Regions from separate parts of the Mus musculus genome. Here region 1 is linked to region 2. Evidence: chromatin loops called from intact Hi-C (ENCODE). Cell type or tissue: heart. All regions are shown on one strand. Links, peaks and the distances in the headings refer to the core of each region. The heading gives the core; the rest is flanking DNA. Region 1 holds the start of Urm1 (ubiquitin related modifier 1). Region 2 holds the start of Odf2 (outer dense fiber of sperm tails 2).

Region 1 (8,324 bases), core at 255-8,254, 65 kb after region 2:
TTAGCTGGGCTAAGGTTCGAAGAGGTAAAGCAGTCAGGAAGCCAGACCAACCTAATTGGATCCAAGCAGCAAGACAATATCATCAATTAAACTGCACTTAACATTCATGAGACTACTCCCTTCCAAGGGACAGAAATGCTGAACACTGCAGGGACTAGACAGAGTGCTATTTATCTTTGTATCCTTGGTGTCTGGCTCACTGCCTGGCACATGGTAGGCACTCAATAAATGACTGGTGAATGAACTGCCTAGTGAAGGGACAACATGAAAGGAATGGGGGGCATCCAAGGCGAAGAAAGGCATTTGGAAGGAATTTTACATCTCTCTCTACCCTTGAGTTTCCCTTCACTTCAACCTTGGCTTCTTCATCTACACACACACACACAAACACACACACACCCCTAGCTTTTCCATAAGATTCTAGAAACCAACCACCCATCTCTAGAAGCCTCAGTTCTTTGTTCTCAGCTTCCGAAGAAGTCTGTCTTCTGCAGGTTTTGAAACCATGACAAGCATTCTGTGTGTTGGAAGAACACAATGGTGATTTGAGACAATCTTCACTTTTCCCCGTGTTCCTTCAAGTAGTGATGTGTACCCGGATTCTGAACCTTTTCACAGTAAGGATAATATACTACCAATGTTAGTCACTCCCTCCGTGGCAGCTTATTTACCCCGGTAGCTCCTCTGGACTCTGCAGAAGACACTTACCAAACTACTTTGCAAAAGATTAAAATCTAATTAAAACTCCAAGGTATGCCGGGCGGTGGTGGCCCACGCCTTTAATCCCAGGACTTGGGAGGCAGAGACAGGCGGATTTCTGTGTTCGAGGTCAGCCTGATCTACAGAGTGAGTTCCAGGACAGCCAAACAGAGAGGACCCCTGTCTCGAAAACACACACACACACACACACACACACAAGGTTTGAGAAAGAGGAAGGTCCTGTCTTGGCCAAGACTTCCCCTAGGAAGGCACTAGGCGGGAAGACAGAACTGAGATTATTCAGCAGGGTTCGTCTCTACTCGTGCGCTCCCCTTAGAAGCTCAAAAACCAGACAAGGCGAGTCGGGCTCGGAATGGCACGGGTGAAACATGCCGGAAGACCGCCTGCTCACTGTCAATGCCTCCCAGTCCTACATGATACAGAGCAAGGCGAAGGATTCCAAACGCATCTCCCTACCCGTGTGTGCGCCTCAACTCTCGGACTCACGGCCTCGTCACCCACAGAGACCGCGTCAGTCAGAGGCCAGGGGATTATCCCGGCTCTCGGAGGGCGACACAGCCTCGGCAGGCCAAGAGAGGTCCGGAATTCCGAGCCTTATGGCTTCGCTCCATCCCCAAGGCGCCCCAGATCTCACTCACCCGAACTCCACCTTCACACATAAGGGCGCCGCCATGTTTAGGAAACCAAACTAGCAGGACACGCCCTTTAACTTCCGGAGCGCCCGTTTATTTCCGGTCGCCACCAGGAAGCGTAAACGGAAGAGGCGGTACGGGGTGGGGCGAAATCCGTTCGTTACTGCTCAGCTATTGGACGAAGGCACCCGCTCAGTGGGCTGCGGAATTGATTGTCTACATTATTTGCGGACCTGGCCAAAAAAAAAAAAAAAAAAACCGAGCAGGAAGGGACTTCCTGAAGAAAGACGTCTAAGGGGAAATTCATCAGCATCCGATGACATGATTGTGAGCCACGTACTGTTGATCTTTCATTGGCTACAAATCTGTTTTTAAGCCACGCATGGTGGCACACGCCGTTAATCCTAGCCCTCAGAAAGGCAGAGACGGTGGATTATGTGAGTGCCAGGCCAGCCTGATCTACGTAGGGAATTACAGGACACCCAGGGTTCAAAAACAAAACAAAACCAAAAACAACAAAGAACCCACAAACAAGAACCCTGTCAACCCAGCTAACATCGCTTAAGGGAGTAAAACGAGGTAACTCCAAATTCTTGTTTCTGACCCTGTTGTCTCTCTCCGGAGCTGCCATCTTACTATGCAAACATCTGTGTCAGATGATGAATTGTATGTCTTCTACTCCACGGTTACTGAGTTAACAATGTGTCTGGCAGATTGGTCCTGTGGAGAGTCAGTAATAACGGCTGTAACTGAAGTTCTTGTCTCTAGGTCTCTCCGTGTAGCAGGGAGACGGGGAGACAGCCGTAATCAAATGTACAAACCATGCTAATAAATGTGAAATCCTAAACTGAAATAAATTTTCCGATGTTAGAAAATTAGAATTATAGAGATTTGTGAAAAAAACGCTAGGGCTGTGGAGATGGCTCATCTGATAAAGTACTTGCTGGGCAAGTGTAAAGATCAAAGATAAGATCCCCAACCCAAGTGAAATGATGGTTAGCATGGCAATACCAGAGCTAGGGAGGTGACGATGGCTTCCTCAGGGCAAGCTGGCAACCTACACTAGCCAATGAGCAAGCTCTGAGTTCCAGAAAGACCCTGCCTCAATACATAAAATAGTGGACTACAGAGATGGCCCAGAGGTTAATAGCACTAGCTACTATTCTAGAGAACCCAGGGTTGGTTCCCAGCACCCACATGGCAGTCCTCAACTTTAACTCCAGTTCCAGTTACATATATTCAGGCAAAAACCAGTACACTGAACCGGATGGTGGTGGCACATGCCTTAAATCCCAGCACTTGGGAGGCAGAGGCAGATGGATTTCTGAGTTCGAGGCCAGCCTAGTCTACAAAGTGAGTTCCAGGACAGCCAGGGTTACACAGAGAAACCCTGTCTAGAAAAACAAACAAAAAACAAAAACAGTACACTGAAAAATATAAATCATATATATATTGGAGAATGATGATTTAGGAATACACCCACATCCACAAACATGAAGAAAAAAAAAGATAAGAAAAATGTCAACTGGAGATGTAGCCCAATGGTACAGTGCTTGCACCTGCTCAAGGGTCTGGGTTTGGTCACAGTACCAGGTGGTATACATATGAGAAATACCAAAGTGGACTGTCTGGGCTCTAAATTTTTATTAGAGTTAGCCAGGTAGTTATGAGGAGAACATAAGTTGCAAACTAACTGGAATATCGAGGGAGCAAATTGGAGAGCAGAGAGCTTGGCCAATGGTAAGGCTAAAAATGTAGGCAGGAGGCCAGGCCGTGGCGGGACACACCTTTAATCCCAGCTCAGGAGGCAGAGGCAGGCAGGTCTCTTGAGTTCCAGGACAGCCAGGGCTACACAGAGAAACCCTGTTTTGAAAAAGCAAAACAAAACAAAAAAGTAGGCAGAGCCAAGCTATGTCTTGTAAAGTCTGGGAGAGAAGGAAGGCTATTGAAGCCCTGAGGAGGAGGGATGGAACTGTTCTAAATGCATTTTTTGGGGGGGGGGGGGTGTAGGAGTTGGCAAATTACCTGCCTAGAATACACAACGCCCTGGGGTTGGACTCCAGCGATGCAGAAATCAGTGGCTATGCTGTTGTCTACCTGTGATCCAAGCATGCAGAAGTAGAAGTGCACGGTAACCCTCAATTAGGGAGGAGATACTGCCTAGAAAAGGGAAGGAAAGGCATGATGGCAAAGGCCTTCATGCCAGCACTCAGCAAGCAGAAGCAGACTTGTCTCTGTGTTGAAGGCCAGGGCTATGTAGAGAAACCTTGTTTTAAAAATAACATGTCTCAGGCTGGAGAGATGGCTCAGCAGTTAAGAGCACTGACTGCTCTGCCAAAGGTCCTGAGTTCAATTCCCAGCAACCACATGGTGGCTCACAACCATCTGTAATGAGATCTGCTGCCCTCTTCTGGTGTGTCTGAAGAGAGCAATGGTGTACTCATATACATAAAATAAATAAATAAATCTATAAAAAAAATAATAACATATCTCAGGCTGGAGAGATGGCTCAGCAGTTAAGCACACTGGCTGCTCTTCCAGAGGCCCTGAGTTCAATTCTCAGCAACCACTTGGTGGCTCACAACCATCTGTAATGGGATCCAATGCCCTCTTCTGGTGTGTCAGAAGACAGCTACAGTGTACTCATATACATAAAATAAACCTTTAAAAAAATAAAATAACGGGGCTGGGGAGATGACTCAACGGTTAAGAGCACTGACTGCTCTTCCAAAGCTCCTGAGTTCAAATCCCAGCAACCACATGGTGGCTCACAACCATCTGTCATGAGATCTGATGCCTTTTGCCAGGGTGTCTGAAGACAGCTACAGTATACTTATAATAAATAAATAAATAAATAAATCTTTTAAATAAAATAAAATAACGTCTCGCATTTTCCCCTTGAACATGCAGCAATGTTCTTTGCTTTAGCCTCCTGAATGGTGGGAAGAAGGGGTGGGGCACTATTCTGAAAGAAGCTGGGAGACACTACTCTGGGCTTTCCCTTAATTTTTGTAATCATTTGAACAATATAACTTGCAAGCCACCAATGCAACTCCATGGATACAACTCTTGTTAAAAGATTGTTGCCAGGAGTGGTATTTGTACACCTTTGATGCTGATGCTCTGGAGATAAAGGCAGGTGGATCTCAGTGAGTTTGAGGTCAGCCAGGGTGTTAAACAGAGAAAACCTGTCTCTAAAGCCAAATAAATGAGTAAGTGAATGAATGAATGAATGAGTGAATGAATGAATGAAAATTAAATGTTTCCAGGAATGGTGGTGGCTCATGTCTATAATCTCAGCACTCAGAAGGCAGAGGCACATACATCTCTATGCATTCTATGTTAGCTCTGTCTATTTAAGTTTCAGGACAACCAGGCCCACAGAGATCCTGTCACAAAAATAAAAGGAAAGCCAGGCAGTGATGAAGGTGGCACACCTTTAATTCCAACATCTGGGAGGCAGAAGCAGGCGGATCTCTGAGTTAAGGCCAGCCTGGTCAACAGATGGATTGAGTTCCAGCACAGCCAGGTCTACACTAAAAGAATCCTGTGTCTGAAAGTTAAATAAATTAAATAAACAAACAAACAAATAAGGGATTCCCAACAGGAACATGACTCCAGCTCCAGGGGATCCAATGCCCTCTTCTGACCTCCACAGGTACCAGGACACTCACATGGCGCATGCATACATACACACACACATACATAGATAGATAGATAGATAGATAGATTTATTTTTATTTATTATATGTAAGTACACTGTAGCTGTCTTCAGACACTCCAGAAGAGGGCATCAGATTTCGTTACGATGGTTGTGAGCCACCATGTGGTTGCTGGGATTTGAACTCAGGACTTTTGGAAGAGCAGTCAGCTGAGCCATCTCACCAGCCCAATTTTTTTATTTTTTATTTTATTTTATTTTTTATTTTTTTTTTTGGTTTTTCGAGACAGGATTTCTCTGTGTAGCCCTGGCTGTCCTGGAACTCACTTTGTAGACCAGGCTGACCTCAAACTCAGAAATCCACCTGCCTCTGCCTCCCGAGTGCTGGGATTAAAGGCGTGTGCCACCACCCCCTGGTTTTTTTTTTAATTTTTATTTATTTATTTTTTTTCGAGACAGGGTTTCTCTGTGTAGCACTGCCTGTCCTGGAACTCACTCTGTAGACCAAGCTGGCCTTGAACTCAGAAATCCTCCTGCCTCTGCCTCCCAAGTGCTGGGATTAAAGACGTATGACACCACTGTCTGGCTAAGGTTATACATTTTTAAGTGTCTTTCTTTGAACTTGTATGTTTCAAATTATATTAAAGTTTGTGTGGATTTTTTTCTTAAAGGTCTATCTATCTATCTATCTATCTATCTATCTATCTATCTATCTATCTACACTGTAGCTGTCTTCAGACATCCCCAAAGTGGGCATCAGATCTCATTATAGATGGTTGTGAGCCACCATGTGGTTGCTGGGATTTGAACCTATGACCTTTGGAAGAAAGGTCAGTGCTTTTAACCGCTGAGCCACCTCTCTAGCCCCTGTGTAGATTTTTATGTTTTACTTTTCATTATTACATTTTTATTCATTTATTTGCATGTGTACATATGTTCCCATGCATGCCATAGCCTCTGTGGCATCAGTGGACAATTTGTAGGAATTGCTTGTCTCCTTCTGCTTTGTGGACCTGGAACTGAACTAAGAGCAGCAGCTACTAAGTCACCTCACACTCCCAAGAGGAAACCTCCTTCTTCTCTTTTTAACGATCCTTATGTATTTGTTACTTATTATACATTGGTGCTTTGCTTGAATATATGTGTGTGTGGAGGGGGGGTTGTTGGATTCCTAGAACATGGGGTTACAGACAGTTGTGAGCTGCCTTGTGGGTGCTCAGAACCAGAGTCCCCTAGAAGAGTAGCCAGCCTCTCCAGGCCGTGTTTCTTTTTTTCTTTTTGGGGTTATTTTCTCTTCTGGGATTATAGGTGTCTACACCATCACGCTAAGCCTAACCACTCTGGCTCCATTTTCATGCCGGGGCTTGGGATTGACGCAGGGTCTCCCGCACACTAGATAAGAGTTCTAATACTGAGCTACCTCCCCACTCCTTTCTAGTTTGTGTGTGTGTAGGCCAGGTTAGCCTGTGTCACTCCTCAGGAGCCATCCATTTTAATTATTTTTGGGACAGGGTCTCACTATGTAGCCCTGGTTGGCCTTGACATACATACATACACACACACACACACACACACACACACACACACACACACACACAGGCCAGGTTGGTTCAATCTCACAGAGATGTCTGACTGCCTATGGGATTAAAGACTTGGACTAGCTATTAAGCTTGACTTTTCTTCCTATCTCTTTCCTCCTTCCTTCCTCCCTCCCTCTCCCTCTCCCTCCCTCCCTCCCTCCGATTATTAAGGACAGGCTGGAGAGACAGCTCAGTAGCTGCACTGGCTGCTCTTCCAATGGACCAGGGTTCAATTCCCAGCACCCATATGATGATTCACAACTATCCAAATTCCAATTCTAGGAAGTCCTACAGCCCTCTTCTGACCTCCTGGATACCGGCTACATACATGGTACACATACATATATACAGGCAAAATAAAATAAAACTAAAAAAAAATGTTAAGGAAAATAAAAACTCCCACAAGTGGGAGGAGTTCCGAAGGAGAAATAACAAACCTTGAATTTTTCCCCCCTTAGACAAGTTCACCGAGACGGGATGGGGGGGCCTTGAGGATGTGTGACTGGCCAGTGAGGTCCCACCAGACCGAGTTACTTCCACAGCTCTTCATAATGTTTTTGTTTTTAGATTTCTGTGTGTGTGTGTGTGTGTGTGTGTGTGTGTGTGTGTGTGAGAGAGAGAGAGAGAGAGAGAGAGAGAGAGAGAGAGAGAGCAGAACAGGGTGAATTCTCTGGAGCTGGCTGCTAGGGACCAAATGGTCCTCAGAAAAAGCAGCAAGCCCTTTTAGAGAGAGAGAGAGAGAGAGAGAGAGAGAGAGAGAGAGAGAGAGAGAGAGAGAGCAAGCAGAACAGGGTGAATTCTCTGGAGCTGGCTACTAGGGACCAAATGGTCCTTAGAAAAAGCAGCAAGCCCTTTTTTGTTTTTTGTTTGTTTGTTTTGGTTTTTGGAGACAGGGTTTCTCTGTGTAGCCCTGCTATCCTGGAACTCACTCTGTAGACCAGGCTGGCCTCGAACTCAGAAATCCGCCTGCCTCTGCCTCCCAAGTGCTGGGATTAAAGGCGTGCGCCACCACTGCCTATCACCCCAACAGTTCTGATGGGAGTCCCTTTCAGGAACTTGATGAATCCAAGTTCAGGCTTCATCTGAACAGAAGTCTCTGCAAAGAACTCATGCTGGCAGCACTGAGCCTGATGCTACTGCCACTTCGCGTCCAGAACCAAGCTTAACCTATCAGTTAGAAACAGTACAGGCTGGGTATTGTGTTCCCTCAAAGAACATTTGTCTACTGAGCTCTGTGGTGCCAAGCAGTAGAGCCACTGGACTACACCTTGTATATTCCTCCCATTTTTCAGATGACAAAACTGAGTCTCCGAAGGCCGTGCCTTCGGGATCCTGGCCCTCCCCACTACTTCTCACTTAAGGCCAGAGTCTCACAAATAACTTTCCCCTAGTATCCCTTGCAGTAGAGGGTCCGGGGCCCCAGCCAGAGAGCCAGGGCGTAGTCCTCCATCCTCTCTGAAGCTCCAAGAGAGACAATGGCAGGTCGCAGCGGAGGCGAGGGCGCAAGTGCCCCCCTGCCCGCCGCCCTTTGTTTTCCCGCCTGCCCCCTCGCGCGCCCCGGGAGGCTGGGAGGCGCCTCTCACAGGCTTCCTCCTCCCATTCTTGTGCTAATTGGGTGTCAAGCTGAGATCAGTGAGAAAGAAATCCGCCCGGGCTCGGGTTAAACTGCCGCCAAAGACTAGGGCTGAGCCCAGAATTTGATTAGGCCGGGAGGAAGCCGCGGCCCGGGGG
Region 2 (8,324 bases), core at 215-8,214:
ATCATCTATATGGCCAGCAACATTTTCTTGGCTATTTTATAGGTTGGTTTATGTACACATGCACACGTAAACATCCTCCATGTTAATTATACTTCAGATACTATGACAGACATGTAAATCTATGTGCAAAGCAGAGGCTGAGTTCAGTCTCCAAAATGAGACAGCGTCCTAACTCCAGTTCTGCTGCTCTCTCTGTAAGACTCCGGGCATGTCAGCTCCCAGCTGTTTCATGTCTACAGTGGAACAGCAGGATCTACCACCCAGCAAAGCTGCAAGAGGCTAAGTGGTGCCATAAGTTACAGGGTTTACAAAGGCACCCAGTCAATGAGGCTCACTGGAATCTCTGCAATCATACCAAGTCTGAGGCCTGCTAGAATCTGACTGACCAGTCCAAGAAGAGCAGCCTGAACAAGACTGAGCCTACCTCCCACTTGCATCCCACATGCCGGGCAGATGATTTTCCAGGGGGCATCCAAGGTACCTTGGTTTTCACCCGGACACTCCGCCGTACATTCACGGTGTCCCCTTTCATTCCGCGCTTATGAGATTTCTGTGGGGACAAAACTAGAGTCATCTCCAGGCCCAGCTGCCCAGTGTCACTCAGGTGGCATATGCCACCTTTGCAGAGGGGCCTCTTCTGAGTAATGTTACTGCTACTGCTGCTGCTGCTGCTGCTGCTGCTGCTGCTGCTGCTGGGAACCAAAGGCCTACCTTCTAACCAGGCAACTGACCTCCAGAAAAAAATGTGTCTCCCAAACCTTTGGAGTCAGCAGTGGGAGGAGACTGGGCTGGGAGACAGGATCTGCAGCCATGACCTCGCCCCGCTGCCATGCTCCTACCTGGCTGCTGGCTGCTGACGGTTTCGGGAGTTTTTTTATGTGGACGTGGACAGGAGTGTTCTCATCCACGTGAACATGTAAGGGGGGAGTTGAAGATCGGTCCTTCATGGTTCACTTCTGGCAGGCAGGGGAGGGCAACACAAAAAAGATGGATCTGTGGATGAGTAAACTAGGCATGAAAACAGAGCTCAGAGGCTTCTGGGGACACCTGAACGCTCAGCCACCAAGTGAGCAGGACAGCTACCAACTACTGGCATGCAGGCAGGAAGCACGGCTGGCGTGACACTCAGGCTGACTCTGCAGAGGTCTCAGCTGAAGGCCTCCAGGTCCGCTCAGGACAAGGTTCTCTAAAAGCACAAGCAGGGTCCTCAGAGCTGCAGCTCCACCCAAGCCAGACGGACTGGGCAGCTCCGCCTTGGACTTAGTGCAGGTCGGCTGCAAAGCTGTATCTTCCAACCAGACATGCGAGTTAGTGTGGGAAACACTCAAAATGGTTAAGGTGCAGATGCATGCAGGCCACATGCAAGCAAGGCACTAGGGCACAGAGGAGGCCAGTGGGGATGCCAAGTGTGAGGAGAGTGTAGAGACTCCAGAGAAAACGTGAGCAGAGCTGGACCCCAGGAACAGCCTTGCCCGCCGGCAGCCCCCATCCCACCTCTCTCTCATGCTTTTATTTCTTTTTTTTTTTCTTTTTAAAATATCTGTTCTAAAGATGTTGGGATGTCCCTGGAAGGCTATCAAGACAACCTCCTCACACCTGACTCCTTCCTTCATCAGCAAGCAGGCCATGCTTCCCAGCTCCATACAGAGCACCTGGGCAGTCCCTAGCAAAGGCTTGCAGAAGCAGTTCTGATGGTACCGTTGTGAGGGTCACCTACCGTAACAGTTACACTGGGTGCGCCACAAGGTGTTCTCAAGACTTTTTTCTGTGTGAGACTCGTTACTCCGTTCTTCCCACACGATGGAAACCTGCACCCGGGCACAAGAACCAGATTATGAGCAGAAAGCCAAGGTTCTCCTGTTTCTCAGCTCTTGGGAAATGGCACACTGCATGTGGTGGCTATTGCGTCGGCAGCTTGGAGCAGCAGTCTTGAGTCCCCTGGCTCTCTGTAGATGAGCACAAGGCGCGCATGGTGTGCTCAGCAGGAGGGTGATACCAGGTGTAGGCTGTCTGCATGGCTGGCCTTTTAAACCTGCCATCGCATCACATGTATTGTGACCTTGTGCTGAAAGCCTACCTGTCATCTCCAATCAGGTGACCCAAAAAAAAGCTGCCAAGGCACCAGTCTCAACAAGGGTTACAGTCCCCAAGCTCCTCTGGGGAAGCGTTCAGTGACAGGTTAACCTAAAACATGCAGCTCAGGAGCAAAGTCACTGGGACACCAGCTTGTAAAAGGAAGGCTCACACCCTTGCTGAAGCATACGAAGACCCCACTTCCCAACGTGGTCCACTCACTGCCCACACCAGAGCCTTGCTTGTACATATGCAGCCCAATACGACAAGTGCAAAACAGCCAATACTGTGCTCCAGACCAGCAGTCCAGCCAGAGTCCCGGCTGGGGGAGAACGGTCTGCAATGGTTAAAGCTAACCTAGCCCACTGCCTCCTCACAGTTCCCAGATAGCCTTCTGCCGACCTCACCAGCTCTTCAGGGGGAAGACTGAAACCTAAAGCAACAGCACCATGGTCTGCACTCTGCTCGGCTCACAAACAACTACTGAGCGAGCCGGACGGCCACTCGGAAGAAGACTGTTCAAAGTAGAACCTCAAGTTTTCCCCCCTTCTACTTACTTATAATATCTCTGCTCACTTTAACACTAGTTTAGAGGTGCCATGGTGGGAAACGCTTTTAAGCCACCACATGGGACGTGGAGAAAGGAGAATCGGGAATTCAAGCACAACCTTGACTACCTAGTGAGTCTGAAGCCAAGCTGAACTCAAAGCATTAAGAGTGATCTTGTTTGCTACTAGTAAGCTGTAGGCGGGGGAGGGGAGTCTTTACTCCTCCCCTTTCAAAGTCACTTTCAAGTGTTTTGGGTCCAGACTTTCAGTACCTGGGAAACTAAAAAAAAGTTTCCATTGAGCCTGGCCTGGGGAGCCCTGACCACCTTTCCCTGCCCTACTGCAAAGGCGCCCCCCACATTGGCTGTACCTGGGGGAGCCGCCTGAGGATGAGGCAGACATGGTTAAGCATCAAAGCCGCAAAGATGGGCAATTGGGTCGGCAGGCTCTGCTCAGGGGGACCCAGAGGGGCTGGCCAATGAGAATCTCAGGGGCCGGGCATCAAACGTCCTCTCTCTGAGGGGAGGAGGGTGGAAGCTTTGGGGGTGGCAGTTGGATGAAAACTTGGGAGGCGCTCCTCTACTGTCCAAGTCGCACAGCAACTGTCCTGCCAAAGTGGGGAGGGAGGGAGACAGGAGAGGCTGAGCGACCTGCGGGGTGCCGAGTGCGCCGCCAGGAGGCAGGTGGAGGGCGCGGCAGGACAGTGAGGGGCCACGTCACTGAAAGGAGGACAACGACCAGCATGCCCAGACCCCACCCGGGAAGAATAGCGGGCCGACGGCTACTAGGGTTTAAACCTGAGGGCTGCCTGGAGTGCGAAGAAGGTGAGAACTGCTAGGCCCCAAGTGGGCCCCCCAGGGGCGGGAACCCGCACAGGGAGCTGGAGGGATCTTCGGGACAGTGCCTGGGCAACTGTCTCCTAGGTGAAGGGGCGTTCCCGGCAGAATAGCTACCAGGGAGAACCAATAGATGGAAGGGGTGGAGCGGCGGCCTAGGCGGGGCGGCATGGAGAGCCAGACCGCTCCTGGATCACCCACATCCCTGGAGCTGGTCTGGAGGGTCCCCGGAGGCCTGCCCACCCCGAGCGCATGTAACTGCTGCGGCCCAGTCCGCAGAGAGCAGGGGTGGCCTCCGGGGAGGATGGGGCGCACGGCCACCCACCAGCGGGCAAGAGGGGACGGGGTTCTGCCCATAGAAGGGCGCAGCCCTGCCCGAGGACAGCAGAGGAGGGAAAGAGCGCTGCCGATGGCCCGGAGAGGACGGAGGCGGCCGGCCCGCCCGTTAGCGGGAGGAGGAAGGGCCCGCGCCCAACGAGGAGCGGGGCGGGCCGGGTTCGGACGCAGGAAGGAGCGCGCCTAGACTCGGGGACGGTGCCCGGTCGAGCCAGCCCCGGGAGCGCGGGGCTTGAACCCGCGGCACTCTACGCCCTGCCCCGCCGCGTGGCCTCTCACCAAGAGCGGCACGGCTGCGCCCAGAACCGTCTCCTTATGAAGTCGTTGAAGTCGGAGGCCAGGGTCGTGCCATGGAGACGCCGCGGCGGATGCAGTCCGGCTCCCGCGGCGGCTCCTCCCCGCTTCCGCCTCCTTTTCCGACAACCGGTCGGCAGCTCGCCCATTGGCCAGTTCAAACCCCCCCCGGAGCCTCTCGGGTTTCGCCATTTAGGCCCAGCCCCCAGCGTCACAGAGATGCCCCGCCCCACACGGGGACGCTCCGCCCACTTCTGGGTCACGAGGCCTGTCCACCGCCCCGTCGTCAGGGAGACACGCGACGCCTCCCGCGCCAGCCGGCCTGGTCTTGCCCCACCGTTCAGGCCACCGAGTCCCCTCCGCCATTTTGCCCTGGTCCTCCTGAATCCTGAACCCTAACGCGCTCCCCTCGAAACACAGGAGGAAGCTGGACGCAGAGGGCGTCTGTACAAGCGACAGGCTGGGGCTTCTGGAAAGCCATTCCTATGCCTCGGCCGCTCAGTGCAGACAACTTGTGCACACTCCACAAACTGTACCCCTCTCCCACACGCCCCAAACCGAAGGAAGAGGCCGCACTCCCCACGCCCCTGCCGCCCTCCCGCACACCGTACGCCGCTTCTATACGGACCTGCTCTGCTGAGGTTCTCTCTGCTGAGCCGCCATCTTCTCAACTATGCTTCCCTGTTAGCCAATCGTGGGGGACTGTCACGAGGCTCACGTTCCCGCCCTGGATTCTGGGAGACTTTAACAACCTCCGGGCTGGGTAGACCTCATTTCCTTGACACCTTAACTCCAACACAGTAGTTGTGCTCCCACCAGCTCCTCCCTGGAGCGTGAACTACCTTCCCACCTCCACAGCCGGCAGGGCAGTCTTACCATGTCATATTTGTTCGTCAACCCTTGACGGTTCATTTTGTGCGTGCAACCCTGGCTGGCCTGGAACTTGCTGCGTTTGAGCAGAAATCTGCCTATCTCTGCTGCTTGCTGGGGTTATAGGAGTACACCAGCAAGCCGAGCCTTTCTTCTTCTTCTTCTTCTTCTTCTCCTTCTCCTTCTCCTTCTCCTTCTCCTTCTCCTTCTCCTTCTCCTTCTCCTTCTCCTTCTCCTTCTCCTTCTCCTTCTCCTTCTTCTTCCTTCTTCTTCTTCTTCTTCTTCTTCTTCTTCTTCTTCTTCTTCTTCTTCTTCTTTCTTCTTCCTTCTTCTTTCTTCTTCCTTCTTCTTCTTCTTCTTCTTCTTCTTCTTCTTCTTCTTCTTCTTCTTCTTCTTTCTTCTTCCTTCTTCTTCTTCTTCTTCTTCTTCTTCTTCTTCTTCTTCTTCTTCTTCTTTCTTTCTTCTTCCTTCTTCTTCTCCTCTTCTTCTTCTTCTTCTTCTTCTTCTTCTTCTTCTTCTTCTTCTTTCTTTCTTCTTCCTTCTTCCTTCTTCCTTCTTTCTTTCTTCTTTCTTCTTTCTTCTTTCTTCTTTCTTCTTCTTCTTCTTTTTTTCATGCCAGTAATCTCAATGAAGGAGGGAGATGGCCATGAGTTAGTTGAAGGCCAGTCTGTATCCCTCAGTCCTACCTATCTCTACCATCCTGAGGTTCCGCAAGAGCATACAGCTGGGGACAGGAACTCCGAGTTAGAACCCTTGCCTGACCTGAGCAAAATCCTAGATTCAATTTTCAGTAACACGTGCGTGTTATAATCTCCACGAATCATTGTCTCCACTCTGTCCAGCAGTTCTCTCTAGACAATTACCAACAGAGGCTTTTCCAAACTTTTGTCTCTTCTGCATTCCATACATCAAGTTCCCTATTTCATAGAGAAAAAATCTACCAAATGAAATTCCCTTAATATCTACACACTTTCCCACCCTTAGCTGCCCTTCTGGTCTGCCTTCAGATGTATGTGTGCTTCTTGCTGCCTAAGATAAACAACCTGCTTCAAGGTGCAGCTCAAACATGTCTGTAAAGTGTCTCCTTTGTAAACACGATGGTACATAGCTATAATCTCAGAATTCTATCAGGAGGCTGAGACAAGTTGATTTGGTCAGGAGTTTGAAGCCAGCGTGGTCTACATAGCAAGACTTTTCGATTTAGTTAAAATAATGAAATATCCTTTTGCTACTTCCAAATGGAATTGTTGCTCATGTCTTAGCATGTCCCTATTCATTGAACTAAGTCCGTGCTACATTCAAGGCACATTAGCACCTGCCATTCAGTCTCAGAGGAGTACATGACCTATCATACTAATGAAACCAGACAAGGAAAGCTTTTATGTTGTCTATTCCATACTAAACAGTCTAAACAGTCCTCCCTGTTAGTCAGCTATTTCTGACTTTTGCAATAAAAGGTCTGAAAATGGACGGTATTGGAGGAAGTCCGGCCGGCGGTGGCAGACACCTTTGATTTCAGCATTTGGGAGACAGAGGCATGCAGCTCTATGAGTTTGAGGCCAATCTATTCTACAGAGCTACTTGTAGGACAGCCAAGGTTACACAGAGAAACGCTGTCTCAAAGAGCCAAAAATAATAAAAAGAGGAGTCATTCCTGAGGTGCTAGAAGTTAGGAGGTTTGGAAAATGATGACAGAAGCTCAAGGACACCACAGTAAGGTGAAATGAGGAAGGAAGCAAAGGGGGTTTATTTTTACACATACTTGTCGGGGCTAGAGAGATGGCTCGGCAGCTAAGAACACTGGCTGCTCCTGCAAAGCACCTGGCTTTGGTTCCCAGCACCCACAAGGTGGCTCACAACTATCTGTAACTCCAGTTCTGGTTGATCTGATGCCCAGTTCTGACCCCTAGAGGGATCTAGTCATTCAGCCAGTGAGCACACACACCACACACAGATAAAGCATTCATACAAATAAGTAAAACTTCGAGTGTCGGGGGCTGGAGAGATGGCTCAGCGGTTAAGAGCACTGACTGTTCTTCCGAAGGTCTTGAGTTCAAATCCCAACAACCACATGGTGGCTCACAACCATCTGTAATGAGATCTGGCGCCCTCTTCTGGAGTGTCTGAAGACAGCTACAGTGTACTTAAAGCATACAATAAATAAATCTTAAAAAAAAAAAAACTTCGAGTGTACTTAAAGCTGAGAGGACAGTCGAAGCACATGCTAGTATTTTGAATGGTAGGAGTACAAACCACTCAGATGCTAGGTGGTAGCTTTCAAAGAGCTGCAAGTCTTTCAGCTACTGTAAGAGAGGGCAGACAGGAATAAGAGGAGGTGGGAAGAGTGGGAGGAGGAGGGGAAAGGGAGAAACAGGACCTATCGTCTTAGGCAGGCAGGAGAGAGTTCCCAGAGGTGATGGTATTGGAGATGCTAAGGCCTTGAGAGCTGTGTGCAAGTGTGACTGATGGGTGCGGGTTCTAAGCAGAGAGCAACAGGTATGGAGTTAGCACACCCAGGCCTGGGCACATACAGAATGTTCTATAGGGCAGCACTGTGGAGTATTCAGTCCTCTGAAGTGTTATGGTCATAGTGGCGAGGAATTCTGCCCAGGTCAGCAGAACTAGGCCATAAAGTGCCAAATAGGCCAGGCGTTGGTGTCAGATCTCAGGCCCTCAGCTCCTGGAGAGCCATGGAAGGGTTTGAGTAAGAGTTTAACAGCTTAGAATCTCCAATCTGGCAATAAACAAACAAAACAGGCATGCTGGGACACAAGGTGATCCAGCACACAAGAGAGAAGCAAGTCCCTGTGAGTCCCAGGCCAGCCAGAGCTATATAATGAAACTCTATCACAAAGAAAGAAAGAAGGAGAGAGAAAGAGAGAGAGAGAGAGAGAGAGAGAAGGAAGAAAAGGAAAAAGAGATTCTGCTCTGCTTGCACAGAATGGGAAAGAAGAGAAGGCATGTGGAGCAGCTGGAGAGATGGCTCAGTAGTTAAAATCTATACATAAAATATTTCTTGCAGAGGACCCACAGTCAGCATCCACTTTAGATTAGGAAGCTCACAATTCAGAGTATCTGACCCCCTCTTGGTCTCTCCAAGCATCTGCACTCCTGTGCATGTACCCATACAGACAAACAAAATTAATTTTTCAAATATTGTTAAAACAGATGTAATGTTGCACATCTTTAATCTCAGTGCTCAAGAGGCAGAGGCAGGTGGATCTACGAGTTTGAGGCCAGCCTGGTCTACAGAGCAAGTTCCAGGACAGCCAGGGCTATGCAGAGAAACCCTGTCTCAAAAAGAAAAGAAGAGGAAGATGCAGAGGACAAGGATAAAAAAAAAGAAGGAAGAAGAAAGGAGGGGGAG

Evidence for each region. Hi-C counts contacts between places; a loop is a spot of excess contacts. Peaks named below come from ENCODE experiments on the same cell type or tissue, not always from the same donor. Only the 100,000 strongest peaks of a DNase experiment are listed, where the experiment ranks them.
Region 1: it touches region 2 in a loop (2.0-fold over the local background); 1 of 42 quality-filtered maps calls a loop at or near these places.

Annotation. Positions count from the first base shown.
Region 1 is chr2:29,820,470-29,828,793 of GRCm38, reverse strand. It overlaps Urm1 (ubiquitin related modifier 1), which reads right to left and starts at 1,405. Exons shown (of 5, transcript NM_026615.4): 1 at 1,359-1,405. The coding sequence starts at 1,393. In heart, for the core only: a CTCF peak has its summit at 3,753 (motif pointing left); a DNase peak (open chromatin) is centred at 1,473; H3K4me3 peaks cover 2,940 bases; H3K27ac peaks cover 2,134 bases.
Region 2 is chr2:29,885,670-29,893,993 of GRCm38, reverse strand. Odf2 (outer dense fiber of sperm tails 2) reads right to left here and starts at 4,004. Exons shown (of 21, transcript NM_001369060.1): 1 at 3,783-4,004; 2 at 2,992-3,228; 3 at 1,718-1,808; 4 at 425-550. The coding sequence starts at 3,023. In heart, for the core only: CTCF peaks have their summits at 3,289 and 7,091 (motif pointing left); DNase peaks (open chromatin) are centred at 3,573 and 4,303; H3K4me3 peaks cover 2,505 bases; H3K27ac peaks cover 2,510 bases.